Linked DNA regions of Homo sapiens: region 1 is linked to region 2. The links are chromatin loops, found by intact Hi-C in ENCODE. Cell type or tissue: A673. All regions are shown on one strand. Links, peaks and the distances in the headings refer to the core of each region. The heading gives the core; the rest is flanking DNA. Region 1 overlaps MIR181A1HG (MIR181A1 host gene). Region 2 overlaps LINC02789 (long intergenic non-protein coding RNA 2789).

What was found. Hi-C counts contacts between places; a loop is a spot of excess contacts. Peaks named below come from ENCODE experiments on the same cell type or tissue, not always from the same donor. Only the 100,000 strongest peaks of a DNase experiment are listed, where the experiment ranks them.
Region 1: a loop joins it to region 2, with 7 times the contacts of the local background. A loop is called at or near these places in 4 of 110 quality-filtered maps.

Annotation. Positions count from the first base shown.
Region 1 is chr1:198,925,066-198,935,742 of GRCh38, forward strand. All of the region lies in intron 1 of MIR181A1HG (MIR181A1 host gene), which reads right to left. Among named protein-coding and RNA genes, the nearest start is that of MIR181A1HG, 7.0 kb to the right of the region's middle. RefSeq lists an enhancer at 4,045-4,094. In A673, for the core only: no CTCF peak of the experiment used is centred there; DNase peaks (open chromatin) are centred at 5,036, 5,386 and 7,386; H3K4me3 peaks cover 5,473 bases; H3K27ac peaks cover 6,246 bases.
Region 2 is chr1:199,154,941-199,165,617 of GRCh38, forward strand. LINC02789 (long intergenic non-protein coding RNA 2789) reads left to right here. Exons shown (of 4, transcript NR_147896.1): 2 at 6,483-6,545; 3 at 7,525-7,630. The region is part of intron 1 of LOC107985243 (a long non-coding RNA gene); the gene reads right to left. Among named protein-coding and RNA genes, the nearest start is that of LINC02789, 12 kb to the left of the region's middle. In A673, for the core only: no CTCF peak of the experiment used is centred there; DNase peaks (open chromatin) are centred at 5,051, 5,881, 6,531, 7,051 and 2 weaker places; H3K27ac peaks cover 8,000 bases.

The DNA of each region.
Region 1 (10,677 bases), core at 1,425-9,424, 230 kb before region 2:
AGTTTTGTATGCTACGAATACCTAAAAAGCAATTTAACTTGAATCTATTCTGTGTTTATAGAATATTCTAGACCTGGGGATAGTTTTGGTAAACAAATAGATTTAAAAATTTGTTTCTAATTGTCTGCTTTATGGCATGATCTAAATAGTTATTGATTAGAATTTCATAAATCAAATCTTTTGTATAGACTTCAGTGGAAAAAAATATTGTCAATATAATTATAACTATTTACATTTCAAGTATATTTTTAATTCATGTTACATTTCTTCTTTAACTCACTTGTGATTTTTTTCTCCATGGACTACCATTACTCATGTTACACTCTTCATGTTTAGATTTATATTATTATCACTACTTCTGACATTTGAATCTATAAGTTCCATCCCTTATGCTTACTATTAATGGAACTTCATTATGTGTACATCGTAGTTATAAACCAATTTAAACCTAAAGCATAGTCTGAATTAGCAAGAGAATTTATAACTTATTATCATTTATTCAGAAATAAGAAATCTGAGTTAAGTTTGCAATGACAAAATTCAGGGTAAAAGTGTTGGCAACAGTCACTCAATGATCAACTTTCCTATAATAAAAAATAATGGTAGTGCTAACTTAAAACATAATAAATTTGATAATACTCTGAGGACATCCATTTTGTAACTCTTAGTATTAATGTCTAAATCAGCAGTTGGAAACTCCCCACAGTCATATCATGTGGTTTCAGTAATAATAGCTAAAATGTATCCTGCAGTGAATCTTTTCTTTTTTTGAGCTACCCAATGGTTCCATATTATTACAGAATTTGCAGAGAATAATTTCTACCCCAAAAGAATCTTTACAAATAAGTGCCCATGCTGTTTCCTGACTTTACTTGGCTTATCTGTAAAATGCATTATCAGAATTGAATAAGATCCTTTTAAGCTATGTGATTTTACAAGTGATACTTCATAAAGAAAATCAGCGGATTCTGGTGAAGAATGCTTTTCAGAAGACACAGATAGGAACCAAAGTTCATATACAAATGAGTTTAAAATATGAAAATTAAATACTAAAAGAGAATAACCTTGAACAAGTGAGGCCACATTTTAAATAGGATGGACCACTTGGCACATGTATAATATAGAGATTATTTTGAGAGCTCAGAATTTATTAATTGGCTAATGGTCTCATTTTTAGATAATCATGTAGAGATACGTCCTAAGACCTTGGAGATCCACCAGCCCTACATCTCTAAATTACTGATAAGGAAAATGAGGTCCAAAGAGAGCCACCCAGCTGTTGAATAACATGTCTTCTGACTCCTTACCCAGTGCTTTTCTTATTTGCTATTTCATCTTGAGAAACAGACATGGGTATTCTGAAAGACAGTTAATTAATTGACCAAAATTGTGGAGAAGAAAACAAAAAAGACCGAAATAATAGACACTGACTATGTAATTATCTGGAGGAAAGAGTATTGGTAGTTTTTAAATCTAATAAACATACAAATGTCCAAGAAAAAGAAAAAAATAATAAATATTTAGTTAACATATTTCAAGTTCTTTTGGCCAAATTATAAGAAGACAGCCTTTAAAAAACAGCTTTCCATATTCTTGAATTTATTTTATAGCAAAAATGTGATGTCTTTGAATAAATGACTTGGCATACAAAACTCACAGAATAAAGAATTTTAAATATATTATTGTATAGTAATAATATGCTCTTTTGATAAATGGTATGGCTGCAATCATTGTATCAGCATTTTTTACATAGATCTAGTGTAAAAAGTCAGGAGTCACATTTATTGAGGGCTATAATATACTCTCTCTGAACCTGAGAAAAAATGGAGTCTTTCATATTCACCTGTCTTCATCTTTAGACCATGTTAGCCCAAACATTGTCTGGAGTAAATATTTACTAGTGGATACTAATTGTCCAATTTTGAAATAACTCGTAGTTAATAAATGTGAGTTGAAGATAGTTTAGGTGGATAGCAATCTCAAATATCTAACAAAGGTAGTACAGTTGCTTACATGTTTTAGGCATTAAGAACTTGACTAAAGTTTTAAATTGACTATAGGTATCTCTTGATATATTGCTACCTAGATAATTTAATTAGTGAGGAAAGTATTAATAGGGGGCAAATCATTTAAACTCACCTTTACGTACATCTGAAGTTTTTTTGTCTATAGATTATGTTTAGGATCATACATGATAGGAAAGGTGCTGATGCAGATTTCTACTCTGATGCCGTGGCAGACTCAGAGCATTAGAGGTTTGTATGGCAATGCATTACCACATGGTTCATGTAAATCTGCAGTAATACTGTATTCAAATAAGGATCTTGGTTTCAGTACACTTGTTCAGAATTGCGTTTGCCCCTTTTTAAAGGAAAATCTAGTTCCAAAAAGCAACCCTACTGTCAATGCTCTTTCTTTAACTATGATATTGGTGCTATTTTCTTGGCCAACAAAAGACAATTCTTAGGGATTGTTAGAATATTTTACAATAATCCTTTGAGAGTGTGGCATATGAAAATTAATGCATGGAGCTAACTGTAATACATTCTTCTTTATGAAAACAATAAAATGGGAGAAACAGAAATAATGTTAAAGAATAATATTTTAACCATATTACCAATTCCTTATGTAACATAAAAATAGCTAAAATGTAAGACTTAATTCCAAAGAATTTGAATAAAATAAAGGCATGAGGCATATTTTCTCAATTTCTGCAACCATGAAAGTTAGTTGAAGCAGGTGGAAAGATCTTTTAATTTAAATCTTTAATCAACGTTATAGTTTTAAACTAAAAATATATTAATAAGTACAGTATCCAATGAATATATTTATTTGAAAAATTTCAATAACTTAAAGACAAATTTAAAAACTAGTTAGGAATTATATATTTGATACCTCATTCTTTTTATTGTTTCTGATATGTAGGTGATTAAAATGTAAAAATAGAGACAAGAAAGATAAGTTGCAAACTATGAGATAGTGATTACTTCCATAGCCAGAGGGAAATCAGGATATGAAATGAGGATGGGAGTCTTCAACTGTATATAAATAGTTCTTTTTTTAATAATTTGGGGGTAAGTATAGCAAAATATTATAAATTATAAATCTTGATCGTGGAAATATGGATATGTATATCATATTGCTTTACTTTTCTGTGTAGTTTAAAATATTTCAAAATGTAAAATAAAGTTTCTTCTACATTTTAAATTTCTAGCTAAAAGAAATGCTTATATATTATTTCTCCAGTGAAATTTTAAAACCAACCTTTTCCTCAAGTTAGATATTTTATTGTCTTCACAATTCAAAGCCATGTATTTAAAATACATGAATTTATGTAATTTGGATAATTCTTTGCTAAACAAAGCATTCAGCAGAAAAGTAAAGTAAAATTCTGAATGTTATTAATGTAATCCAATACTTGCAAAACTTTATTTCCCCTTTTTATGTTTATATAGTTAATATAGAGTCATTTCATATGTTTATGCATGTTACATATAATAGCATTAGATTTTAGAGGCATATATATGGTTGGTTTGTTAAAAAAATCTATTAATTAGTATGTATAAATGGATGCTCATTTATATTTATCAAACACCATGTAAATACATAAATATATTTTATAAAATGTTGTAGTAAAAATTGTTTACTAAAAACACTAAAGTAGTTGGTGTATTCATCTCTTAGTTTATAATTTTTAAAAATAAAATTAATCCTTTAAACAAATATAAGCCTAGAATAGAAGAGCTTTATTTATTACTAAAAGTGTATGTGTGAAAACATAGAGGAAATAATTATATAAAGTTTTCTATGTCCCCCTCAAAGTAAAGTAGCTTAAATAGAAATCACTATTTTAGATATATTCTTACAAGAATTCTTTCTAACAACAAATGTAGTAATCTGGTTTAAATGTAAGTTGCACTTGAATAGCCTTATATCTTGAAGAAGAGCAATATGCACTATTTATTAATTATAAAAGGAAACGAATCTAAGTTTACTGAGTTTTTAAAGTTTTTAATAAAAATGTGAGCATCATAGCTACTGGATTATTTGCTATGTTCAACACACTCCGTTCACAATTAAAGTTTGCACATAGTGTCTAATAATGGTCAAGCACTTGCAAAAATGTTGCACCTGGAACAGGGAGGAGTGAGAAGGGCAAAGGTCAAAACCAGTCCTTAATAAGCATTGACTAAATAGACTTTGGACTCAGTGAAAAGTCCAGACGACCCCTGCAGCGTCATCTTACAGCTCTGATTTTCCTCTTTTCAACATGTAGTATAATCCATAAATACAACCAAATCACTAGCAGCTTAGTCTTTGGTTTGGTTTTCATCTTTCAGTTTCCCCCCACTGCCCCCTTCAAAAAGATTTGAAAAATTAACCCCTTTCTGTCCTCAGACTAACCAAATAATGAATTTCTTCATAGTCACTGTTGTCAGCTTAAATCGTTAACTCTTTTCAGGGCAAGAGGCACTTTGTAAAGTGGCTCATAATAACCAGAGTAGTGACTGAGTGTTTCATTTTCTCCCAATATATTTTGAATAGATAACTAATAGTAACAAGCCAATCAAACAATTATACAAATCAGTGAATTATGTCTCTTTTATAAATGTTTTTAAAGCAATAGAATTAAATTAATACTTAAAACCTTGCAAGGAATTTTTACTTCTGTTTTCCCATCACACAGTGGTTGTATTTTCATGAGTTTCTTGATAATTCATAGGTATAATAAAAATGTCTATAACCAATTTTTGACATACTCTTCTAATTTCAAATTATTTGATACAGTTTACACCCTGATATTCTTATTGGCATAGTCTCCTCTTTTCATACTTGTCTTTTATTTTTCTAGTCCAACATTTGCTGAAGGAGAAGTTAGTTCCTTTAAGTTAAAACAGTAATTTCCCTACAGGAAATATACCGAATCAAGTATAAACCACAAGAATGAGTCGAGCATCTACTTCAAGTGCATTAGTTGAGAGAAGCCTTCCACTCTGAAGTGGGAACACTTCATGAACCAGAAGTGAGAGCTGCCCAATCAAATTCAGTGTAATCGTATTATTCTGTCTACTACACTGCAGATTTTCAGAATGCCAAAGACATCTGCGTCGGTCCCTACATTTATCCTTTTGATGTCATGTCTACCCTGTTAACCCTGTTTCCCTTAGAGTTAAAAATATAACATTTTAAAACAAAAATTTAAGAAGACAGCTCTGCGTGTGAAACATAAAGAGCACCATTGAGGGTGAGGCAAAGTCCTAACTAAGCAGAAATGACTGGGAATGTAGCAAACTGGGTGGAAGTTCAGGAAGTGTGCTATAGTCTGAAGGAGGATCCTTTAGAAGGAGCATGAAAACAGATAGAAGTAGTGTCCCTGGAGAGTTAAAAGAGGCCTGGGTTTCTCAAGGATTGCTGTTCCTAACTGATTGTCGCAGTCTTAGAGAACAGGAAAGAGGATACAGCAAGGGGCAGACATTTTGCACGATTGCAAAGCTTCCCTAACTGGCCCTATTTTTTTATGCTCTGTTCGCCTACAGAATCAGGATACATGGAAACAGAGCAGTAAATCTCAACCATGACCCAACACAAATAAAAGTACCAAAACTTATTTCAAAGATAAGTAGAAAGTGTTTCTTATTTTATGTAATATTTTTGATTATCTACAATCTTGCAGGATCAAGACCAATTTTTCCAGAGTAACAAGGAAAAGGAGAAAAATGGGAGTAGCTCAGAGTTCTATTCCTTATTTAAAACTATCTGTCCAGAACATCTTAGCTTCAACCATCTGAAATTATAACACCGATGTAATTTTACTGTTTTTTCCCCCAAGATTCTATTATCCATTACCTCCCACCAACAAAGTTAGATTCAGCACTATTAAAATGTATAGTTTTAAAAGTAAAGCAAAACTAGAAATTTGTATAATGTAATACTTTTATGCTTTTTTTGTGTGTATATTTTGTTTGATTTCTTAAGTTTCTAAAAATATTGTATTTATTTGAGGTAGGAAAACAAGAATTGGCTAAATCACTGCCCTTAATTTTTCTAATGGGTTTTTATAATTCCTAAATTGATGGGAAAATCATCAAATATTGGAAAATTCTTATATTTTGGAAGCACAAATTGATTCACAGAACATATATATAATTATATATTCTCTCTATATAGATTGAATATATATATACACACACATATATATAAAAGATGATCTCAGATATTTAAATTTTCCATGTTCATAAAGAATTTACTTCATATTTTGGTGGCTTAGAACATGTCTTTATATTTGTGAATCCCATGAACAAATACAGTTCAGTTTTCTCTGAAATTTTGATTTAAAAAAATTATAATTGATCTTATCATTCATAAGACTTGCACTTTTCAAACAATTGAAAAAACATGGCTTTTGATGATTAGGCAGCACATATTTTTGGACAACTAATAGATTTGCTTGAGATATAAAGTACCTGATGAAGAATGAGCAAAGAACACCCAATCAGATAGAGTGTTGCCCTGAGACCACTTCAAAAACCCTGATAATTAATTTGGAGTTTTTCTTAACTCTATTATATATTTTTAAAGTATACACCTTTGGTTTATGGTTTTTTCTATCTTTATTAGGCAAACAAATGTCAATATGTCTGGATAACTTGTTTTCATCTAATATTTTCACCATTCGAATAATAAATGTCTTTTAAAAAAATCTTTGACTCTTTGCAGTAATTAATTAAGATAATTATTTGAGTCAAGAATTTTTCAAAAAGAAAAAAATTCTGGGAACTTAGATGCCCACTTTTAATACATACGTAATTCGCTGAGCTATACTGAATATGGAGCTCACGTTCTATTCTTGATTTTTTTTACTGGTCCAAGTTCAAATAAAATTTACATAAAAATATTTTCTTTATAAAATGACTATACAGATAATGAACCAAGAATATTATATAGTGAATATTTTCATGGTAAATTTAAAAAGCATATGTATCTTCCAAAAATAATGTTTTTTTAAATAACAAGAAAAATTAATTTAGTACAACCATTCTTTCATCTTAATTCAACCAATATTTTATTTTTTAACCAATAAAGTGCTTACTAGACAGTTGAAACTGTGTAAGCGAATAATAACTTAAAAGAATTACTTGTGATAAAATGATAGAAAAAGCCAACTCAAATAATTTTCATTGAAGACAAATCTTGCAGCTATATTAATATTAATAAAAATTAAATGCTTTTGATTAGTCTAGATTGGCTTGTAATGGTAAAACACAAAGACAAAACTGAGGCAGTGAGCCTCACAATGCCTCTACTGATTTCTCTACTGGCCCTTCCTCTGCACATGGTCAATTAGAATTGAAAATCCTGTGCTGATTTCATTCGCTGGAATTTTTAAGCAGGTCAGGAAGAAAGATGTTATTGAAAGGAAAAGTCTCATCTAAATAAGAAAGGAGCACGTGGCCATCTGGTCTTAGCTATACATATAAAAAGTTATTTCAGCTGAACTGCAGTCTTGATGTTTAAAAAGATGTGCCAGAAATCAAACCAAAATCTGTTTACGGTAAAATATCCCAAATGTTTCTTTTTAAACTTTCAAATATGCAATACACAGTTCATTTCCTATCTGTGATTCATGAGCCCATTTGACCCCAGCGCCTCACTGAGCTTGACTGAGTTTCACTCAGTAGAACATTCAATCATTTTTAGAACACTTTTCCTTCATAGAGTGTCAACAAGACAGTGGATCTTTTGAAAATTGTGAAAATAACTTTGATAGTTTTCACTCAAATTAATTTTGAGTATTGTCGTCATGTAGGATTGCAAGAATAAAATTTGAAACATAAAGCAGCCAAACCAGTTTCCCTTGTTTTCTCATCGCAACTTGAGGTTCCTGTGCATTCTCTGCACAGTGCTCAGGTATCTACTCACAATAATTTCAGGCCCTATGCCTAAAGGCTAAGTTAAAAAAAATTCTCTTTTCATGAAGAGAAATTTTAAGTGTTGAGTCTTCTTTTGCAAATCATTTTCATGGTAGTAAGAAACAGAGATGGTTTTAAAAATCACATTTTATACTGTTTGTCAAATTAGAGTCATATCTTTTGATATTCTTCTTTGACATGAGGTATTTGTGGTAATTATAACATCAATACATTAATTCATCCAATATCTGATAATGCCCTTCTGGTAGTATAGACATAGCTAGTTGATATCGCAATCTGAATTTTATTGTATTGAAGTACATTAGTAGTCTTCAAGAACTCTTATTATAAAGTGACAACAATTATTTGGGGTCAGAAGACTATATTCAAATACATTATATATATATATACATATATATATATACTAAATATGCTACATGCATGTAAGAGACATACATGATCATAATATCAGCACATGCTAAACAACGATGTAGATTTAAGCTAAGTCTTCAGATAAATACTTGGATTAAAATATTCTAATATATGAAACAAAAGCCTCTTGACATATCTTTGACATAAAATGCCCACTGGTTGTTTTTGTATATCTACTATGTTTGTTCTGCCATTTCAAATAAATCATTGCCATTGTGTAAGAAGAATAAACTGTACTATAGTAAATTGTTCTTTCTCCGTTATGCTCTGAAAAACCATTTGTTCTTGAATTGGCGTTACGTAGTTCAACTATTTCAATCAAGTCCATTATCTTCTTGTCTTTGAAAGATGCCTTTTCAGTAACCTGTACCCAATGGGCAATGTCATGTATTGTTTTTTGAAAGTAGGTAAAATTTAAACACAACTATTTGCCCATTTTAATCTTTGATAAGGAAATTATATAATTAATCATCAATCTTCCACTATATGTTGGAAGAACTGTTTATGTCAAAATTACAGAGTTAGGCCAAGAATTTCTTAACGAAGTTATTTATTAGTTCATAGTGGAGTCTTACCCTATAGACTGTCATCTAACTTGTGTAGCTTGTTTTCTCTAAGTACAAAATGTGTCAATTCTTTAGCTACATACTTTTCTTAACAATAGTAACATGAAAGCAGAAAAAGAACAAAACATTTTTTCATTTGTTTTAAAACAGTCACAAAATACATTGGCAAAATGAATCTTATTAATTTGTTGACATATACGTAGTGCTGTTTATACATATATGCTTTGAAATTCCTTTCAGATTAATTGCTTTTTAGTACGCAAGAATGAAGAAGTATTAAGAGCAAATTCCAAAATTTTAAAACTCATGTATCAGATACGTGGTATGTAAAAACTGGTAAGTATAGCAGTCATTCTATTCTAATGAAGATTAATTTAAATTACACATCAAAACTTGGTAGTTAAGGGGTAGAATGTATACAGAGTTGTTCTATATCTACCTCTCAAATCTGGCAATATGTTTTGGTAAAAGTATTAAACTTTATTGGAGTGAAATAAAATAATGTACTGAAATGTGTGCATTAATAAAAATCTGAGCACATGTTTGGTGAGTAACTATCCAGTATAAGACCCATAAAACAGACTTGAAAATAAATACAAACCCTGAACTAGCTCACACGAAAGTTAATTCAACTACTATCTAATCCATAGATATACCCTTATAAAAGCACATGAGAGAGCATTACTTCTAAATCATTGGTACAAAACTGTTCTCTCCTAAAGAAATAAGTTAAAAGTAAAAAGGATTTAATTGTTACAAAATGTTAAGTGGCGAATAAAAAACACCAAGTCATAATAAATTGAAGTATTGTAGCATTTTTATCCAACTTGATTTCAAAATGCTCACCATTTCTACATCCTATTTATATCATTGAAATTCAGCCACCTTTCAAATGTTCAAACAGCATATTAATAAGGCTTCCTAGAACCAGGAAACTCTGACTACATCTATCTTGATAAACATACCCATCCTGCCCCATAAACACATCTTCAAAAGAAAGATAGCTGCGAATAAAATAGTCCTTTCCTGTGGGTGTCGGTTAACCCCACGAGCACGTGAACTTCCTATGGGCACACACCCAACATACATTAGCGATTAGGTGATTGAAAATGTTGCCCACAAAGGCAAAATTTTATATATGATGACATCACCAGCTAACCTGGATTTCTCTGTGATATAATGATATAATTTCCTGGTTGAGTGTGTGCATCTTGAGATAGAGAAAGAGAAAAGAGAGCGAGTATGTGTGTATGTATGTGTGTGTGTGAGGAGAGAGAGAGAGAAAGATGCTTAAAGAACAGCATCATCAGAAATGGTATATAACCTTCTGCAAGGTTTGCAAGAATCTTTCGACAGACCTTTGACTTGTTCCAGATTTCATGCAGCATAAGTTCATTCAAACATGCATTCCCCACACAAACAAATTACATTATGTTTAGTTAGCACACTATTAGTTCCTAAAATATTCTGATAAGATCTGTTGAGATGAGATTTCTACACCAAATGAGGCATGTGCATCTGTATGATGTGGTGCGGGAGTTGCAAAGTCCCTTGAGACCTGCCTTTGAATGGGTAAGACGTCTTGGTTTCAAAGGTAATGAAAGGGTTAAAAATTGAGGCTGTCTAGGGTAAGAGAAAGGGGATATTGTTGTCTTTAATCTTTCCGCAGTATGTGTAAGACTTCCATCCCGGATCTGCACATAGCAGTGGAATAGGCTCGGCATGCATTGCGTGCAAGCTCCTTGATTGTAGAAGGGGAAAAAAATCTG
Region 2 (10,677 bases), core at 1,207-9,206:
TTTTTATTAAGAGCAAATTATGTGTGCATGATTTCACATCTATAAACAACAAAAAGCCAAAAACCAAGTATAAAGGAGTAGTTTAAACTTTGAATCCCGTTCTCAATAAGTTCTTGAAGAAACAGTACAAAATAGGCAGAACAGAAAGATGAAACCAGAAGTTAAGGCATTAAACTTTGTTTTTAATCAGCCATATGAATGGTAACTCAACTTTTTGCTAGGTGACCATCTCTCTTCATAAATAGCAACTGTGATCATGATGACAATGTTCCAAACATAAGAAAATAAGAACATAATTAATCCTACAAAGTAGCCAAAATTCTGAAGTAAACATATTCCTTAGTATGACACTGAGGACATTTTCAGGGTAAGACATTGACCATGCTCTTTGGATTCCAGAAACGTAGGCATTCCATGGAGTTTTTCACACCCACAGGCCTTTGTTCATGTTATTTCCACATGGTTCCATTGCTCAAATGTCTTTTCTAATTTCTATTCTCTGTAATCCTTTTCCAGTCCCCATAATCCAAACCAATCACTCACTCTTCTGATCATACTTACTTTGTTTATGCTAATACCATAACAACTAAGTGTGTATGTCTCCTACATTAATTTGTTAGCATCTCAAAGAAAAGGACCAGGTGTTAGTCTTCTGTGTTCTTTCTAGCACCTAGCAGTGTATTGCAGTGTTCACAAATGTATACCAAATAGAATAGAATTGAAAAGATATCATTATCCTGATGTTAATTTTATGTGTCAACTTGACTGGTCCAGAGGATGTCAAGATGTTTGGTTAAACATTACTCTGGGCGTCTGTGAGAGTGTTTCTAGGTGAAATTAACATTTGAATTGATAGACCTAGTAAAGTAGATTGCCCTTCCCTTTGTGGTGGACTTCTCTAATCTATTGAAGGCCTATGTAGAACAAAAAGACTGAGTTAGAGAGAATTTGCTCTCTCTGCCTGGTAGTCTTCAAACTGGGACATTGGTCTTCTCTCGCCTTCAGATTTGGACTTGAGCTTGAACTGAACTTATGTCATTGGCTTGCCTGGTTCTCAGGCCTTTGGACTCAGACTGGAAATATATAGGTATATTCTATTGGTTCTTTTTCTCTGGAGAACCCAGAATAATACAATTATCAGCCATTCATTTGGGCATATGAAAATTTACAACTCTTAATCTTATTTAAAGGCCCATTTTAAAATGAAATTTCTCTTCCCATTCTTTATGAACCTATAAACAAACACTGTCTTCAAAGAAGAAATAAGAACTTCAGCAACCATAATTTAATTATTGCAAACAATTCTTTGGTCATGAAACAACAGCTTTGCAAAGTGGAACTATTTCATGGTACCATTTTATGGAAGGACAACTTAACAGCTACACTGGGAAAAACAATTCAGCATAAAAGTGATAAAATCACCCCGTTTCACCTCTGCCAATGGCTCATGGTGTTTCTAAAACAAGGGGAAGGAAATAGCCCTAATTATGTCTTGTTCAATTGCATCATTTAAAGCATTAACCTGCTTTTAGCAAGGCTGTTTTTGATAATCTATCTTTACTAAGCAAATGTTGCTTTTCTGCCATCTTTTCCCTATGGAAAAAAAATTTAGATTATTTGCAAATCATTAACACTAGGGAATATTAAAAAATAAAATATATTAACTTCAGTTTTCATGGGTTAAGAAAGAAAATGTTTGAGATAATAACTTATAAATAGGCACAGTAGGCCTGATTCTTCTAGAAGAGTATACATAGAAATGTGTATCTGACAACTCCAGTGTTATCAAACATGTATATTTGGAAATAGCGTTTACTATAGTGTACTCTCTGTCCTTCACCAAGCCAGTGACATACAGTGTATTCATGGCTCTGAGAGGAGATAGAGTAATAAAACATACTTGGTTTTATTTTATGGGCGATGGATTTTGTGTGACTTCGATGTACCAGTGTAAGTTCATTGATTGGGTGACTCTGATGTACCAAGGTAAGTTCATACGGTGTAACAAATGTATCACTCTGTTGTGGGCTATTGATAGTGGAACAGGCTGTGCACATGTAGGGAGAGGGGTATATGGAAACTACTTTCTACTCAATTTTGCTGTGAACCTAAAACTGCTCTAAAAATTAAAGTCTATTTAAAACAAAAGTAGGGGAAATAATCTACACATGAAATCCCTAAAGATAATTATGGTGCCTCATTGTATACTAGACTTTCTAGAAGGTTGTATCAAGTCTGCTTTCTCTGTACAAGTGCTCTCAAGGAACAAGGGGACACCCCTAGGTGCGTTCACTGAGGAACACACATGCAGGAGCCAAATGACTTCACACTCCTCAGTCAGAGAGGGCTAACATGAATTATAGTCAAAAGAAAGACAGGCACAGAACTGAACCTATCCCTGAAACTGGCTTCTCCCAAATATCTTTTCAAAATATCACCTTTCTTTTCTTTAATATTTTTCTTTGCCTATTTCTCTCAAATCCTGAAAAGGAGAAGGGAAGACAGTAGGCCCAATAAAGTGCAAATGGGAAGAAAGGGTGGTTAAAAACGATGACAGGTGTAACTGAAATCTGGAATGCTGTTAAATTTTTAACTCTCTCTCCTAATTATAGCCCTCCTGACACTTTCTGTTTCTGAGCTCCATCAGTGAATGGTGGAAATGACCTCAATACATTTCATTAACTAGATCTCAGATTTTTTTTTTCTTCTTCAATCACTTAAGCAAAGCAACTCTCAAGCCTGACTGTCCTGTAAAAGGTGAGGTCTCCTTCTTGAAGCTGAATCACTCCCTTGGGGTTTGAGGGTCATTTACCTTTGGTTAGTACAGCAGATGGAATGTTGTATGCTTGGCTCAGGGCTTCTGGCTGAGTGCCCTGGACTGTGAGGACAGTTGCTTAACTCAGAAGGTGGCTTCAGATTCCCCCTACCATCTTTCCAGGGCTCCCAGCTACTTGAGAAAGCTATAAATTACTGTTGTTAAAATGTTATACAAGAAACTAAAATATCTCAACAGCGTAAAAACCCAAGCCATTCAATTATTAATTAAAAAGGCAAATGATTTAAATAGATATTTTTCAAAAGAAGACATACAAATGACCAATAGTATATGAAAAAAAGTTCAGTATCACTAATCATCAGGGAAATGCAAATCAAAACCACACTGAGATCTCCTCCCACTCCAGTTAGACAAAAAATAACAAATGCTGGTAAGGATGCCTATAAAGCGGAACCCTTATATGCTGTTGATGGGAATGTAAATTGGTACATTTGCTATGGAAAACAATGTGTATGTTTCTTAAAAACCTAAAAATGGAATTACCATGTGATCCAACAATCTACTACTGGGTATATATCCAAAGGAAAGGATATCAGTATGTAGAAGAGATATTTACACTCTCATGTTTGTTGCAGCACGATTCACTATAGCCAAGATATGGAATCAATCTAAGTGTCCTCAACAGATGAATGAATAAAGACAATACACAATGAAATACTAATTTATATATACATATATATGTGTGTATATATATACAGACACAAAATGAACATATATACACATTGCATATATATACTACATTATATTATATGTAGTATACAATGTATATACAATGGAACACCATTTAGCCATAAAAAATTAAATCAAATCATTCAAGGCAACATGAATGAATCTAAAGGATATTATGTTAAGTGAAATAAGTCAAGCACAGAAAGATCAATACTGCATGTTTTCCCTCATATATGGAAGCTAAAAAAGTTGATCTAATAAAAGTGGAGTATAGCATTGCATTTACTAGAGGCTGGAAAGGGTAGGAGGGAGAGGAGATAGGGAGAGGTTGGTTGACAGGTACAAAATTACAGCGTAAACAGGAAGAATAAGTTATAGTGTTCTACAGCACTGTGAGGTGACTAAAGTTAACAACATTTTATCGTATATTTTCAAATGTCTAGATGGGAGAATTGTGAATGCTTCCAACACAAATAAATCATAAATTTTTTAGGCAATGGATTTGCTAATTACCATGATTTGATCATTAGACAATGTACACATGTATCAAAATATCACACTATACCCCCCAAAATAGTACATTTCTTATGTGCCAGTTAACGTAATAAAAATGTAGGTACGGCCAGGCGCAGCGGCTCATGCCTGTAATCCCAGTACTTTGGGAGGCTGAGGCGGGTGGATCACCTGAGGTCAGGAGTTTGAAACCAGCCTGGCCAGCATAGGGAAACCCCATGTCTACTAAAAATACAAAAGTTAGTCAGGCATTGTGGTGCATGCTTGTAGTCCCAGCTACTCAGGAGGCTGAGGCAGAAGAATCGCTTGAACCTGGGAGGCAGAGGTTGCAGCAAGCTGAGATTGAGCCACTGCACTCCAGCCTGGGCCACAGAGCAAGACTTCATCTCAAAATAAATAAATAAATAAATAAAAAGTAGGTACAGAATTCCAGATCAGATGTGTGCCCCAAGAAGTGATTTAAATAATAAATTATTGTTTCATTTCTGCAACATAGAAATGAGGAGCCAGTTTCTTAGAAAAATGAAAAAGAAAAAGACTTCATTGTATGAACATTTATTTCTTGGGCTTTTATTATAGTTACATTGTAGCACTTGTGTTAAAACTCATACATTTATCAAATAACCTAATGGTCCATATAGAGCATAATGAATGCTTCACAAATTATCAAAATTCTCTTGGATAGATGAGGTGTCTACATTTACTGAGTGTTTTATTTTTATTTTTACTTTTTGTATGCCAAGGTTTGTGCTAGGTTGCTTGCAATGTATTATCACACTTACTCATCACAGCTGTCCTAATGCTAACCTCTCTTTTGAACAAATAAAAAGTTGGAGACTTAGAAATGAGAAGAGTTTGCCCAAGTTTACACAGTTAATAAAAGACAAAATCGGGATATAAGAGCACTTGCTGTTTCTTATTACCACACTATTGACAGAAAATTGCAAAATGGCAGAATTTGAAACTGAGTCTCCTGCCCCTGAGTGTGTGTTCTTTTAATTATGATTCACACATTCCTATAAGCGCCTGAATTTTTCTCATGGAGTTAAGAATTGGCAGTGAACAACAAAATGTACTGAAAAATTCATGGGCTTTTGAGTAGGAATCCCCTGAGTCTAAATCTCAACAAAGCCATTTATGAGGGGTATTATTTGGGGCAAATTATTTAATCTCTCTAAGCATTCATTTCTATCTCTGTAAACCAATAATATACATTTCATAGGTAAAAATGGAAATAAAATGTATAGCATGTATTTGATATTGTGAAAAAATGCACATAACATCCATAGCATGATATTTGGCACTTAACTGTTGATACTCGATTATATAATAGACAGTTAAGTTTTTTCAAAATTATTCTAATATTGGCATAATACAAAAATATTTTGAAAATATATATTTGCCTGAGTCTATTGAGGCAAGTTGGGGTCCAGGAGCCTACAGGATAGGGGGGTGATTTAAAAGCGAAGATAATAAAAAGAAAAAGAAAATTAGTTTCTAAAATGCAAAAAGGAGGTGGAGGAATGTAATAGCATTACAAGACAGGCTAATGTCTTGAGATAAAATTATCCAAATATGTCCTTCCTCCCTACCCTCTTTCTCTTTCACATAATAAGGACTAAACTACCACTAACATGGATGGAGTATATCCCTCCATGTCTCCATGCCTATTACAGCAGCCAAGCACTACCCAATAATGAGATAGTAAGAGAACCCAGAGAAGAGATGGTATATTACATAAGTGGGGAAACACCAAGGGCAAAGGTAGTCCTCTAGTACCTCCTCTCCCAGTCCCAGTCTAGACAGAGGGAGTTACAATCCAGATTTTGAACACTTGTGCTCCTTGATTTTCCTTCCCCTATCCCTAGGCCCTGAAAGTTCACAATCTTAATTTATATTTTTTGGTGTTTTGTTTCTGTTTTGCTTTGTTTTGTATCTGACGTTCTCTACTTGCACAAACTTTGCCACCATGTTTAAATGACTTTGCATAGGGTTGGTAGTTCCTTCCAAGGAAGGAAGGGAGGGAGGGAGGAAGGAAGGAAGGAAGGAAGAAGGAAGGAAGGAAGGAAGGAAGGAAGGAAGGAAGAAGGAAGGAAGGAAGGAAGGAAGGAAGGAAGGAAAAATTATCACAGCAAGCAGTAGGGGACCTGAGGTCTGAGAGTAAGATCTTATTAGTCATAGACAAAATTTAAAAAATACTTTTCTTAGTGTGATTAAGTATGAGTAAATTTGCAACTCTGTATAAGAATCTGTTCTCACTCTCAATTCTCTAATTCATATTTTGAATATCATTGAAATAAACTTTACATTTCAATAAAAATACTCAATTTAGGTAGTAAGAAGCATTTTGATTGGTGTTAGATGATGACTTGAAATAAGTAAACTGACTGGATTATATTAATATTTTAATTAATATTTTTCCTCTCTGAATATTTTTCTTTCCTTTCTCTTCCTTCTCTTTCAGCATGAAATCAGCTCTGTGCTGAATGCCTCAGGGAAGGAATGTGGCAGAGAACAGAAAACAAAAGTAAGCAGCCATGGCTGTATTCATTTTCTAATTAATTCACTCATTTACTCTTTCAGTATATAGCACTGCTGAGAGAATTCCAAAATGGTAGCTTTTTTCCTCCTAAAATATGTCATGTCAGCTCATAACTTACCCTTATATTCATTTATTTAATAAACAAATATTTGTGTGTGTGCTCTTAGCATGTATCAGAGTATTCTGGATGCCGGCTGCCAAAGGTAAAATGGCAAGAAGACAAAGACCCTTTTCATGTGGAAGTAGAGGGCAGATAATTTTAAAAAGCAAGGAATTGCCTTGATGTATTTTCTATGCCCAAACTAAACTCCAGAGAGGAGAAGAAACATTGCGATGTAAACACACAAAAACAGAGAGACCTGAAAGGAAAAGGATTTTCCTCAGAGAATTATCTCCCCTCAGATTAAGAGAAGAAGGCAATGATGAGAGACCTGTGGTTTCCTGCCGGGGCTGAAGGTACCTCCCCTCCATTTCCTAGGAAAGTACAGCAAAAGGAGAAAATGGCTTCACACTGCTTCTGGGCGAAGAGAACATATGCCCTCTCTCCCAAGATTTGCCCACCAACCATGCTTGGCACTGAGGCATCAGAGAGAACTAAGGGACTTGTAAAGGCCACATAGGCCAGGATGACAGCTGTCTCAGCAGCTACAGGCATGGACTCACAGCCAACAACCAAATGGGCCATCCCCAACTCCTTGGCATTAAGACCTTAATATCATAGTGAAATCCTAACTAGAGAAATGTCAGTAAGGATTGGGGCTTGGGAGTTCAGGTATTTTTTTCCCAGCAGTCTAGTGGAATTTGTTCTGGAGTCAGAAATTAGATAGCTTATAAAAATTAAGTAATATATCATAATTTTTAATTTCATAGACTGAGATATCTATTACACCAGTACGGTGCTTGGGTAATCTATCGTGGCATCTTTCTTTTTTTAATTTTGCATTTTTTAATGTTTGTATTTCAGATGGTGTTTCGCTCTGCTACCCAGGCTGAAGTGCAGTGGTGTCATTATTTCTCACTGCAGCCTCAAACTTCTGGCCTCCAGCGATCCTCCTACCTCAGTCTCCAGAGTAAGCAGAATTATCAGTGTGAGCCACTATGCCTGGCTCTGTCTTGACACTTTTGTATTTTTCAACGCCACATTGAAGCAGCTGTCAAGTCCTGTCTCTTCCTGCACACTCTGTGTGTGTGTGTGTGTGTGTGTGTGTGTGTGTGTTTGTATATTTCTCAAAAGTATTGCTGCCTATCTTAATTACTGTTTCCTTGGCTCATCTCTCCAAATTGCTACCCTAACCAAATGTCCCTGCTTCCAGTTTTATTATCTTTCAATCAATGCAATACCCAGTGCATTTTATTTAAAATCTGTATCTCACAATGTCTCTTATCTGTTTCATACCCTTTGGTGGTATCTATCTGTCACAGTTAAAAACATGACCCACAAGCCCTTCCAGGAACTGGTTTTTCTCTTCTCCAGTCTTCAGCCTTAGCTCCCTCTACATCTTTCAGTTTGGTTTCTGATCCAGCAACATAGCCACATATTTTTTTCCCAGTTTTAGATCCTTTGCTCATGTTGTTCCCTCTGCTTGGAATTACCCTCACTTTGCACTCACTTTGCCTTTGTAACTTCCACTTATGCTTTAATGTTCAATTCAGGCATCCTTTCCATCAAGATAGTCTCTGATTTTGCTTTAGTCTACTTCCTGTAGTACCACTGTAATTTATGTAATAATTACACATAACTCCATTTTATATTCTGTGGACATCTAATTATGTATCTGTCTCTGCCCACAAACTGTGAGCTCTTTGAAGGCAGGAGCCATGATCACCAATCTTTAAGTCTCTATTACCTACAACAATTTCTGGCCTAAATAGGCATTCGATTCATGTTTGTTGAACTGAATAAAATTATCTAAACAGAAATCTGGCAACACTTCAGGGATCTTTCATCAGGAATCTAATTTTAGAGAATCCAGATGTTTCCAGGCAAGCAAATTAATGTGCCAGTAATTCTTCAGGGTCCATCAATGTATACGTTGTCTGATGAGTTTAAGGACTGATCAGATGCTGTTTCACAGACGTGAATGTCTAGAGCTGTTCCTGAGGTAAGACACTTTAATTATGTGGATGTGCCCTTTAGATTTGTATTCAGTGCTATCGTCATGATTACCAGAGCAATCATGACCATAATAATAGCAAGAGTCCCTTGCATTTATATAGTAGCTCATAGTATGTAAAGCATTTTCTTACACATCACAGCTTTAAAAGATAAACAGGGTAGGCATTATTATCTCCACTTCAGAGATGAGATAACTGAGGTTTAGAGAGAGTAAGCATGTGGTCTAAGACCTCAAGCCCATTAAACTGCAGAGCCAGAACTGAACTGACTTGTTAATCTTTGATTCATGCTGTCTGCTTAAATTCATGTCAACGATCATGTTTTCTAGAGGAAATAGGAATTGCCTATCTAAGCTCACTTCTTTTCATTTCAAACCTAGATGCAGGATGTGCCTAAAGAGAAAGAGAAAGAGAGGCATGATTTCTGCTACATGTCATTACTTTGGGTTCTTCAAATAAATCAATTAAATGTAAGCAAACTTCTAGTAAATAAATGAGTAACTATAATTGCTATGGAACATCTAAAGGTAATGTAATGGATAACTAATTGTTTTCAACGTGAGTGTAGGATTGGCACACAAAATTGGCAGAAACAAGGCAGCGTCTTTTGGGGACTTCTTGATCTCATTTATTTTTCTGTCTCTTCTCCCTAACTCACCACTATACATGATAAACTTAAAGCAACTAATCTCTCAATAACTGTTCTGCACTCATGTCTTATTTCCTGTCCTACCTGTCAAGTGCCATAGAGTAGCATTAATATCTTATTCAGTCTTATTAATTCATTTAATAAGCATGAATTAAATGTCAATTGCGTGCCAAGATTCTGATATACTCGAACGTTACCAAGATGAATGAGACCAAGCTAGCCTCAGCTCTCGTGTGGAGTATGCAATCCAGTGGGGGAAGATAGGTGACAATGAAAGCAACATTCCTGTGGGTTTCAGAAGTATGTGGTAGCACAGTGATAGCCCCCAAAAATGAATAAACCATTTAGCTTGGAGGATTCTAGTGAGACATCAGAGAAGATGCATACAACCTTTGAGCTTCAGTTTTATCATAAAACTAGTAGATGGTCAATAAATGGCACATAGTAGATGGTCAATAAATATTTGCTGGTTGATTAAGACACAATCTGGTACAAGTTATTACAACCCTGCTAAATTCAAATCACTATAGTATACTCCCTCTTAGAAACATTAGCCTTATAACTTCATCTGAGTTTGTGGAATTAAAAGTTTCTCTCTGTATTATAGAAACTTCAAGCATCCGCAAAAGACTGGGCAAGACATCCTTCCAGCTATATTTGACAATCACCTCCCTTGCCTATGAGCAAGGTAGTAAGCTTTTTCTCACAAGCTGTTCACTCTGAATGAAGAATTTGTTCTTTTTCGGGGGACTGAGTGTCTCTTACATGAGAGAGGTTTGTTTCTTCCTGCCCAATTTGAGTTTTTGTGTTCTAACATTAAAACATAGTGAGTGAAGATTCTTTTCATCCACCCATTTCTAAGTCAGATGAGTCAATGTGAGATGGCAAAAGAAATGATGATCACTTAAGAGACCCTGTGATCTCTTAGAGTTGACCACAGAATTAAATATGGCTTCTTCAGGTAAAAGTCAGTAAACCAAATTAACTGTCACCTATTATACTTTTCCTCCTTTGCTGGCACGTCACCTATTATATTTTTTCTCCTTTGCTGGTATTCCTTTTGAAGTGAAAGTCAATAAACCAGAATAACCATCACCAATTATGTATTTCCCCCTTCACTGGTAAGGCAAATCTTTCTTTGTAAATTTTTTAAAAGATAATAGGAAAACAAATGGAATTCTAATGTTTTAAAGTTTTGTGTTTCCCAAAATTCAATCAAAAATTTTGACAACATACATTTGTGGTTCCAGGAAATTCAAATAAAAATAGCTTTTGAAGACTTAAAAAAAATCCCCAATGGATAAATATAAAAGTTTAATGGCACTATAGTCTTCTGGAGCAAATGTGAAATAC